2 separate regions of the Homo sapiens genome follow, and region 2 is linked to region 1. Evidence: chromatin loops called from intact Hi-C (ENCODE). Cell type or tissue: PC-3. All regions are shown on one strand. Each heading gives the region's core, and the rest is flanking DNA. Links, peaks and the distances in the headings are about the cores only. Region 1 has its middle 42 kb from the start of LINC02628. Region 2 overlaps PARD3 (par-3 family cell polarity regulator).

The links. Peaks named below come from ENCODE experiments on the same cell type or tissue, not always from the same donor. Only the 100,000 strongest peaks of a DNase experiment are listed, where the experiment ranks them.
Region 2: a loop joins it to region 1, with 6 times the contacts of the local background. A loop is called at or near these places in 1 of 110 quality-filtered maps.

Annotation. Positions count from the first base shown.
Region 1 is chr10:33,556,298-33,561,679 of GRCh38, reverse strand. No RefSeq gene overlaps it. Among named protein-coding and RNA genes, the nearest start is that of LINC02628, 42 kb to the left of the region's middle. In PC-3, for the core only: a CTCF peak has its summit at 2,508; a DNase peak (open chromatin) is centred at 2,449.
Region 2 is chr10:34,134,995-34,140,376 of GRCh38, reverse strand. The region is part of intron 22 of PARD3 (par-3 family cell polarity regulator); the gene reads left to right. Among named protein-coding and RNA genes, the nearest start is that of LINC02629, 230 kb to the right of the region's middle. In PC-3, for the core only: no CTCF peak of the experiment used is centred there; a DNase peak (open chromatin) is centred at 2,226; H3K27ac peaks cover 2,286 bases.

The DNA of each region.
Region 1 (5,382 bases), core at 206-5,205:
TCCCCCACACCTGAGAGTGAATGAAGACGTTGTCTGATCTGATGAGAATACCGGGTGATTTGTTGTGTGGCTGATTGAATCTCAGGTGAAGGGCAGAGGTGGTGGTGGCCGATGTGGTCACTGGAATATGGTGGCACCCATGACCTTTCTTCACCTTCCCCCATCTGAGTGCCCACCAGCCCTTCTAGGTACGCACTGGGCAGCATGTGCCATGGCAGGGGAAGCGATGGAGAGAGAGTTGCAGGACACCATGGGGACACACCTGCTTTGCACATGAGGAAGAAAGCTGGGACCCAGGGGGCTGATTGTGCTGTACAGACTCAGAGGTTCAGGGTGTCAATGTCCCCACCCCCATCCCCACAGAGGGAATGATTTGATCTGAACTCTACTGGGGGCATGTGTGACAGGCACCACGGCAAGGCTGCCCTTTCAAGGAACCATAACCAGGCGTCAGTGACAGGACTTCATGAACTTGTTAGCAGGGTGAGTTTGTCTTTCAGTCCCCTTATATACCTTTTTGGACCCTTCTCTGTTTCCTTGGGTTCTCTACTTTGAATATGTGGCACTGTGTCACCCATGTACTACCCAAACTATTCCTAAATATTTCTTGAAAGTATCTTAGCTAGCAAGAGAATCATAATTTTTTTTTAACTTGGCAAAAATCTTTTCTTCCTATATTGACTAACCTCAACCCCAAGTGTCCCCTTGGGCCTTATTTCTATCTAAAATAACTGTTAGTATTGAGTTTTCCTGCCCTGACTCTTTCCTGAATTCCACTTCTGCCAAAACTTGCCTTCCCTTGGTCTCCTCACTTTAACCTCTTCCCAGAAAACTTGTGGAGTCCATGCATTGAAGCAAGAGGTAAACAGACAATAAGCAATATCACATGTCTGTTGTAACTGGTGATACAATACCTTCACCCAAAGAAGTGACTTCAATATCAGGAATCTTAGACCCTCAGTCAGGGAAATGGATGGATGGGGTGGAATACATCAGCTTTTCAGAGCCCTTCAATTCCCATTCGCTGCCCACTCAGATTACACTTAGGGTAGCTTAATTGCCACACACACCCTTGTTCCAAAGCTATATGTGGGGCATCTCTTTAGAGTGGCCATTTTTTCCCAACTGAAAATTAAAAACTATGATCTAAAAAGCAGTACCTTATGAAATAAGTTGTGAATTTGTGGATAGAACAAAGAGAAGTCTATAAAAACACATTATTTAGGTATACAATAGAAATAATTCTTATCAAAAAGAAAACGATTGTAAGGAATTGGAAGTGTCTCAGAATATTGAAGCTATGTGGTTGTATGGTTTCCGTGTCGGGTACTATGGTGACAGGGCCATACACAGTGGAGGGAGAGCCTTGGGTCAAGAGACCGTGGTGATTATCACGGCAGTGCCACTAGCCAGATGTGTGACTTAGAACAGGTCCTCTAACACCGGAGGATGTCCTTCTTCTTATCCTCTAAACAAGAAAGAAAATAGAAAAGAGGTGCATACAGCATTGACTGCAGCATCCGACGAACCTCAGTTTCAGTTATGATGCTGGCTCTGCCATGTGTTAAGTAGTGTGACCTTAGGCAGGTGACATCGCAGCTCTGAGCAGCAGTTTCCTCATCTGTAAAATATGGGTAATAACAGTGGCCAGCTCATTGGGCTACACATGGTATGGTTAACAAATAATAAGTCATTATTATTGAATGATAAATGGTAGCTATAATTATAAAATTAAAATATTATGATGAGATTAATTAGATTCAGGATTCCTTCCTATTTTAATCTACTTATTGGGAGACAAGGAGAAAGGAAATCGAAGGAAAAGTTTATAGGCTGTTACTACACCCTTATTTTTCCTCCATTTACCTCAGTGATCTAGAACAACCTAACACACTTTCCAGACCTGAACCACTCAGCCAGTTCCCTTCTCACCTCACTCCCAACCAAGAACATTTCTGGAGAAGAGGTAGACTGTGTATCTTAAGCAGAATTCCTCAGTTTCATTTCCCAAATGAGCTCTGTCGGGAATCCAGAATCCATCTCTCTAATAGTGACCTTCCCCCGTGAAAATTAAAGACTAATTCATCTAAAGACAGCCAAATGCAAAATTGCATTTGTAAACTAACACAAGCTAAATCATCATTCTTAAACTTTGTGGCAAATAGGAAGCTTTTAACCTCAGAACACTTAAGAATTTGGGTTTTAAGAAGCCATAACCCAAAGGTAATACATGAATCTTTTGCAAGGGAACTTCCTGCCATACTGTTTTGCTGTGGTTTTCATCCCACCCACCTAAACCTCATGAAAGTAAAAATAATGATCAATCATGCAAAGTGGGACTTGTCTGAAGGAACTGAAATGCGATAGAAGATGAGTGCCAGCAATGCATTGCAGCAGATGCAGGTTATCCAAGCCAGGAGATGATTCATTCATATTTGGCACTGACTGAGGGAGGGGCAGAGATGAATCCCAGAGCAACTGCACTGCGTCCTGACCGCCTGGTGTTCACTTCTGCCCTACTGCAGCATTTGAGTAGCCTGGGTGTCCACGTAAGTCAGTAGCTCCAGTCAGCAAAGAGAGTGTGCCTAGCTCCGTGCTCAGGGCCTCAAGAAACCAGAGTGGTGACTGTTAGAAAAACTTAGCTCATTATTTTCTGATCTTTCCCTTAAATGAGAACTTTATGAAAAATTCACACGTATACTCCCCACCACCTTGTAAAATAATCTTTGAAACTTGTGGGTTGATAGGTGGTTGATGGATGATGCTTTTGCAGTGTAAAGATAGAGTGAAGCAGAGGTAACTTTGAGGGTGCAGGATTAACTCCAATCACTGTGATTCTGGTGAGTACAGTCATCTGACAGATCCCCCATGAGTCTAGGTGCTCCATGCAAGCCCAGATGGCGAGTACTTTCTCTCTCCTCCAAGCCACTTTGATTAACTCATTCATCTTATCAACTCATTTAAAAAATACTTGTTAACCATGAACTAGGTGCCTTAAATGGAAAGATAAAGGCATCATAGTTCTTGCCTTCAAGAAGCTCATCGTCTTGAAAACTGATAGTGATAACAGAGAAAACAAGAGATGACGCTGCTACAGGTGGGTGACCTCAAAGTGCTGTGGCTGCCCACAGAAGAACTCGGAGAACTCCTCAAAGGCTCCCCAAGGAAACACCATCTGAGACCAAAGAGAGCAGTGACACTGGACCAAGGAGAAGGTGGCTGTCATCAATGAAGGAGTAGGATTCTAGGTGGGAAATGTCATCTAAAATTCAAGTGGCGGCCAGGCGCCGTGGCTCACGCCTATAATCCCAGTACTTTGGGAGGCCGAGGTGGGCAGATCATCTGAGGTCAGGAGTTTGAGACCAGCCTGGCCAACATGGAGAAACCCCGTCTCCACTAAAAATACAAAATTAGCTGGGCGTGGTGGCGTGCGCCTGTAATCCCAGCTACTCAGGAGGCTGAGGAAGGAGAATCACTTGTACCCGGGAGGTGGAGGTTGCAGTGAGCCAAGATCACGCCATTGCACTCCGGCTTGGGCAACAAGAGTGAAACTCCGTCTCAAAAAGAAACAAACAAACAAACAAAAACTCAAGTGACATTTTGAAAAATCCATTTAATTTCAGCAGTTTAATTTCTGAAGTTTAGTCAGAGATTGAAAAGGCCTTGTTCTTCCTGCCCGACTCCTGCGTCTGAGACAAAGTGCCAAGCTGCACAGAAACAAGAGATTGTACCATGTTGGCTTTCCGGAGGGATGCTGGAGGTGGGCTTCCATGCTGTCTCATGGACCACAGACACTCTTGACTACGGAATGATGTGACCAAGACAGGTGGAAGGCAGTGAGGGCTCACTGGAGTAGGAGAGAATTAAGCTGAATAAGTTCACAATCTTTCTAGGGGATACAGGATTTAGAAAGGGCGGGCACTAGGAGGCGTGGTATAACAAATGGAGCTGTTGTCCCAACCCTGCCACAACTAACCCTAGCATACCTCAATTCACCCACTTCTTTGGGAAGCAAAAATACAGTAGTAGAGGATGCCTGGAGCAGCCTATGAAGTATTCCAGCCATTCTGTCCTGCTGAAAATGTGGATACTCATTATCATCATTTTTAACAGTGACCCCATCAATGAGCACGATGCCTGGTGTTTTGTGTCATGTGAGGCTTTCAGCCCACATTGAGGTGCAGCAACTCATATCACCCACCTCACTGGGTTGTTGGAAGATGAAGTGAAAGTGCTTTATTAACTAAACAGTACCACAGAAACACAGAGTATTCATGTTATTTTATTATTATCATCCTCACAAAATCCTCAGAGGCAGGAGAGGCAGGCATTATTAACTCTCATTTTTGAGTTGCAGGAACAGGGAAGATGGGGAGGAAAAATGCAATGTGTAGACTAAAAAAGCTATGAATGCTTATCCTCCTGGAAAAAAAAAAAAGAAAATGAAGCAGTAGATTTTACACACTCTCTTCTAATCCAGTAATTTCAAGTTTTAAAAAAGTGGTTTGATAGAATTTTACTTTTTCCAAGGATTTGTCTGAGAGAATAGTCAGAAAGAGGTCTTTTTTCCTCCATTCTTCACCTTATAAACATTACATTTGGCATGGTTATCACAGAGAATGAAAAAAAACTTCGCTGCAGCAGATTTTTTTTTTCTTAGTGACAACTGACTTTAAAAAAAAAATGAGAGTGTGTGTTTGGGAGGGGCAGGCGGGCAGGTGCAGAAATGATCACCAGCACAATGTTCGCTTGCCTTTCCCTGGAGGACAGAGCAGATTCTGAGCACCAGAGGATCTTTGTTCCTGCCAGCTCTCCTCCGCTCACCCTGTCATCGATCCCCTCTGTGAAGGGTCTTTGTCATCTGTGGCTCTAAGTGCTACCGCGGCTGTGGGCTGATGAGAGGGGCGGCTGTGTTTGGGCGCCCAGGAGTGCTTCCGTGGCTAGAGTTCCCCGCTGAAGAGGGCTTTATCTTGATGGAAGGAGCCAGTGGCCAGACACCATGAATGATTTTGCCCTTTGCATCAGCTCCAGGACAATGTACTGTTTGAGCCGGCTAGCCTGTGAGCCAGTCACAGTTGTTGCTTTTTTAGGTGGGGTCCAGGGAAGACGGATGACAAGTAGATGGATCTCAATCAGGAATCAGGCCCATCTAAGCCAGGGGAGAGGTCACACTGAAAGCAGCATTCACTGGAAAAGGGGGACCCTCCCGATAGCTGCAGGCAAGACCCATGCTGAAGAAATAGGACATGATTTGAGTGAGGATGGCTCTAAGTTTGGGGCTGTCCCATTTTCTGCCCTTGTCTCAGTGAAATTATTAATGGTGCTCCCTCTCACCCTCAAGAGTCACTCTAATTTTAGGCATGACACTGTGCCTGCTATGCT
Region 2 (5,382 bases), core at 129-5,128, 580 kb before region 1:
GCAAACGCTTTCACAGGGGGTGACATCAATTTACTATTTCTTAAGAAAGCAAAGATAAAGGCATAATACTGCTCATCATTAAAATTTAGACAAATCCATTGCCATTTAAAGGTTTTTTCTCCAAGAAGAAACACTTCAAGGGGCAGGAACCTGCCACACATATCCTGACCATGTCTCTCTGCTTCAATGTTTTTATCTAGGATTTTATCAAGAATGCTCCTGATTTGAGAGCCAGGAGAAAAATATTCTAAAAAAAAAACAACGAAAAACAAAAGCAAATGACAAGTGTTCCATTTTAACACACGGGGTGTAATGGGTTTAATGAGAAACCTGTGTTTGCTCACTAATTTACAGCAATTAAGAACTCAGTTCTGACATCTGTAGATTAGAACTATTTATCTAGAGATCAGGCATATTTTATGGAATTGCTAATCAGTATAGAAAAATATCTAAGTGGGAAGCAGGTTGTTTACCTGCCTCTCTGAATGGTGTCAATATCTGGTAGTTCTGTATCATAGGATCCCTTTTTAGTTCAGTGACATTTATCCCCCCAATGCTTTAGTCATCCCAGTTCAAGAACTTGTTTGTATCCACTTTGTCATGCTGACAGTCTGTCTGTTTTGAAAGGATTACAACTCTGTACATCCATGGATGACATCACAGTAAGACATTGCTTAATGATCTGAGACGCTGGTGGTCACTGCTGGCTGCCTGTTACTACGGCTTCATGACAGGTCTGCCCTACATCTGTTTCTCCCGGAGTCACTTTTTGCCTACTCCAGTCCTGGTGTCTGCTTTAAATGACATCCATGAAATAGCTGAAGTTTGGACTTAACCATTGGTACAAGTAAAATAACCCAGATTATTTTTTTCCCAGGATACAAGAAGAATTAGTAATTGGGCAAGGAAGGAAAAAGTGCTCTCATTTTTCTCCAGTGAAGATGAAACAATGTTCTTGGAAAGTGGGTTTTTTACTAATGGGCTGGATCTTGAGTTCTTCCATTTGTGGAACTATGAAGGAAGTTAGTAAAGAGATAAATTTTTCTTAAATGAGGGGACTGAAGTGCAAGAACCTCCTGTGAAGATTGAGTTGTTACCCAAGGACATCATCAAGGCTTGGAAAAGTCAGGGTTGAAGAAAATAGGATCTTTGAGTATAAGTGAATTGAGTCTTAGAAGCTTTAACCTACTATCTTCTCCTTTCTATGTGTGCTGAGATGCAGACCATGATGATGTTTCTTAAGTTGTAGGACTTTGAATGCTGGCTGGTGAAAGAGAAAAGATTTTCTTAAGCAGAGAGCTTGGCAGCTAGCAGAACTATAGAATTTTTTTCTGCCCTGTGATGTGTACATGGGAAAACTGTCTGAGTGATAGAAATGTATCAATAGGAAAAAGCTTTTTTCTTTTTTTTTTTTGGAGTGTGGTATTGCATTATTTCCAGGATTGTTGATACAATTTGGAAATTAACTTTTTGAATTTTTTTTTAATTGGGAAAAGAATAATGTTCCTTTTTCATCTGCAGTAATTGGATGCCAAGTGCAGGTGTGAAATTCACTAGCATTTGGAATAGAATTTTGTACATAGGCCAAAAAGTAAATTGCTAGGGCTGAGAAGTAGATAGCAAAAAGAAAATGGCCAAATGATATAAGCTGATATGGTTAACAAAAAATCTTTACCATGTACCTGTGCTTTTGTAAGTAGTGGATTTGAAGGGGCATCTTTTAAGTCCTGAGCTCTTGGCAAACTAAGTAAATCAAATGTTAACAGGGATTACCTTTTTGTGAGTTGTGTGTTTGACCCAGATCCCAGCAGGTCATCAATCTCTGCCAGAAAGAGAAACCAGTAATGAGCCCTTGAGTTCAGTTTTACCGAATCACCTGGTTGGCAGGTATATTTTCACCAGGCTCCAGGAAAGCACTCACATTCTTGCCTTGGTCTCTCAGGAGGCTGACTTTCAGAGATCACAGAGCCCTAGTGAGGTGTTTTGGGTGCAGTAGCGGGGAGGTCGACAAAAGGTATCACCCTAAGCAATTGAATAGATTTCCATGGGACATTCTTGACTATAGACTGGTATTCACTGGAAAGCACATTTGATTGGTTTCATGTATTAAGATCTGGCAGTGAGCATTTTTCAGTTACATCTTCTGCAATAGTATTTACTTTGTGCAATTTTTCCCAGAGACCAGAACTTTGCAGTGACTAATTCTATGAATGATCATGGTAAAACTCGCTCGTAAAATGTGATGCCTGTCTTTGATTCCACTCTTCTAACAACATGCTTTTGCAACAAGCACCATTTGTTTGGTTCCACTTGTGGGCAGGGCCTATGTGTTTCTAGGACATTAGGGCCACCTTAAATCCATCCATACTTTATTTCCTTGAATTTAACAAGAATGTACAGCCCCCATAATGCTGTTTAAAGTGATGGGGTGGTAGTATTGGTGTGGGGGCGGTCTGAGGAGGGAGGTCTAGAACGTTTATTGCTGCAGTGCTGTCACATAGCAAATTGCCTAACCTAGTGGCCTCTAATAACAAGCATTGATTTTTTGCTCAGACATCTACAGAGAGGCTAGGGGTTGGCTGATCTAGGCCAGGCTCCACTGGGCTTGACTTATAAGCTGCAGGTTGGATTCATATTCACTCCATGTGTCTCTTAGACTGTGGGCATGTTCTTGTTATGGTAGAAGTCAGGAGCACAAAGAATACACCCAGCATACAATCAGTTTCAAACTCCTTTTGTGTCACATCCACAAACATCCTGTTGGCCAAAACAAGTCACATGGCCAAGGCCAACAACAATGGAGTGTTCGTTTTCTTTTGCTACAAAACAAAGTAACACAAACTTTGCAGCTTAAAACAACACATATTGATTATATCACCGTGTCTGTGGGCCTGGAGTTCCAGCATGACTGAGCTGGATCCTCTGCTCAGGGTCTCCCTCGGGGTGCAATCAAGGAGTCAGCCAGACTGGGTTCTCACACAGAGGCTTCTACTAGGGAAATATCAGCTTCCCTGCTTCCGTCATTGTTGACAGCATTGTGTTCCATGCAGCTGTGGGATTCTTGGCTCCTTGCGACTTCAGTACCAGCAAGGAGAGAGACAGAGGCATAAAGAGGGACACCACGATTGTAACCACAAACACTGCGTGATCCCTGCTGCATTTCTCATTGGTTAGAAGCAAGTGCACAGCAAACCACCATGACACACGTTTAGCTAGGTAACAAACCTGCACATCCTGCACATGTATCCTGGCACTTAAAATCAAATTAAATCTTAAAAAAAGCAAGTGTGGGTTCTGTCCACATTCAAGGGTAGAGGAGTGCATAAAGGTGTGAACCCCAGAAGGTGTGGACATTAGGGCCACCTTAAATCCATCCATCACAAATATTTGCTGATCAATTTGTTCTGCCACAGGGAAGTGACATACAAGATATGTACATGTTGAATGGCTATGATGAAGGCACAAACCTAAGAGAGAAAAGCCCATACACATGCCGATTCTGGTAAACTCTGTAAGTCAGTATTTGGGTCAGGGGACAATTACAGGTGAACTGAAAGGAAGAGATGAACATGGGCTGGAGTAGTGAGGAAAGGCTGCAAGGAAGTGGATTGATGTCTTAGACTTACTGGTAGAATTTGGAAAGATGGAAGGGAAAGAAGAGGGTATTAAAGAAAGAAAAACCTGAGCGACTGTATTTTCCTCTCTTCTTTGGCAGCTTTTCTTCTCCTGTACCAGAGTTTATAATCATCTCTGCCTTCTGAACAATGTGGAGAGCCTGCCACAATTCATTTCCTCCTCCTGTCTACCTTCTCTCTTCCTTTTCTCCCCCCTGCTATGGGAAGCATAGTGTATACCGAGACCACCTTACTTTAAAAAAAGAGTGGTTACTTCTCCTTTCCATTGAATTCTGGATCTTAAAACTACTCTCTTCCAGGTTTCCAGATTCCTTTTGCATAATTAAAAATGCAAATGTTAAAGCATTTTTAATCCATGAAGAATTAATCAGTCACATCACAAACTCCTCTCTTTCAGCATATACTGCTCTGAATAGATAGGTGAGACTTCAAGCCTGCAAGGAAGGATACCCAGGTTCAGGCTTAGGCAGCTGGGAAGGAGGGGACAGTTTAGGAGAAACAAGACTATCTGGACAGTGCCTGGTTATCAGTTTTAACATATTTTGGGGGACTGTTACTAGAGCACCACCAGCCTTATTATTTTGGTGCAATGAAAGTAAATAGCCTGGAGAAGCGACAGATAAAATAGGCAGCGTCTGCAGAATGTGAACCAGTGGTTACAGGCTAGCCAACAATGGACAAAATTGTTATTTGGCTTACCTAGAATTTCAAAAGTAAAGTAAGTGAACATTTTAAATTTGGGAGAGAAAGCTGTCTTTCTAGCTTCTCTTAAATAAGAAGCAACACCAGGCCAGCATCCCTTCATGGCAGTAGTCTACTAACTGCAGGCATTATCTTCAGAGTGTTGTCCATATACCTGCAGTATGTTCTGAATTCATATACGTGTAAGTTCTTGGGCCCTGCACTAGACTGACTCAGAATTTCTCAAGGCAAGCCTTGGCAATCAGTATTTTTTTAACAAGCTCTTTGAATGGTTCTCATATACACAGTGCATATAGATGAGAACCGCTGTTGTAAGGTTTCTGTTCCCTCTCATCGTACCTAAGGAAGTGGTTGAGTTGGCTTGCCTGTGGGGCACAGGTGCGGGGCAGGCTTCAGTGATTCCCTGCAGATAGGCTCATTGCTCCTTTTAGCCTGAATGGGTATCCTTAGCCACATTCAGGAAGCACATAGTAGTATCCAATTTGAAGATGTAGAAGCCTTGTACACCGCATGGTCTGCCTCTGACATCAAAGACTGCAATCCCCGTAGTAATTATGGACGTTCCATATAATTCAGGGTCACATAGTTCTGTGCACGCTGGGCTAGGAATCTCTGTAGTGTGTGATCCTAGGTACCCTTCCTTAAACCTGTCAGGAAAAAACAACAAAAACCAAAACCCAGATCATTACTGAACCAAAAGCAAACCCTCTTCATTTAGTTAGAACGTGAAATTAAGTTCCAGTTGGGTACAAAGCCAATGTGTTGGTGGAGGCTGAGTGTTGGTATTGGACTAAAACTGTCTTATAGCTGTCTGTGTGGATGTTTTATACAGAAAGTATCTCTCTGTTCCTCTCAGCATCCCTGTGTAGATCCCACTCATGTGGACTATCTGTAAATTAGGATTTCTGACTCTTCATTAAGGGTTTTATTGTCTCACCCATCTGATCAACTTGGATGGTATTTTTATTATATTTCTCACACAAAAAAATCATGACCAACTTTAAGTTGGCAGTGAACCTAAATATAAGTTGATTAGGATGTGTAG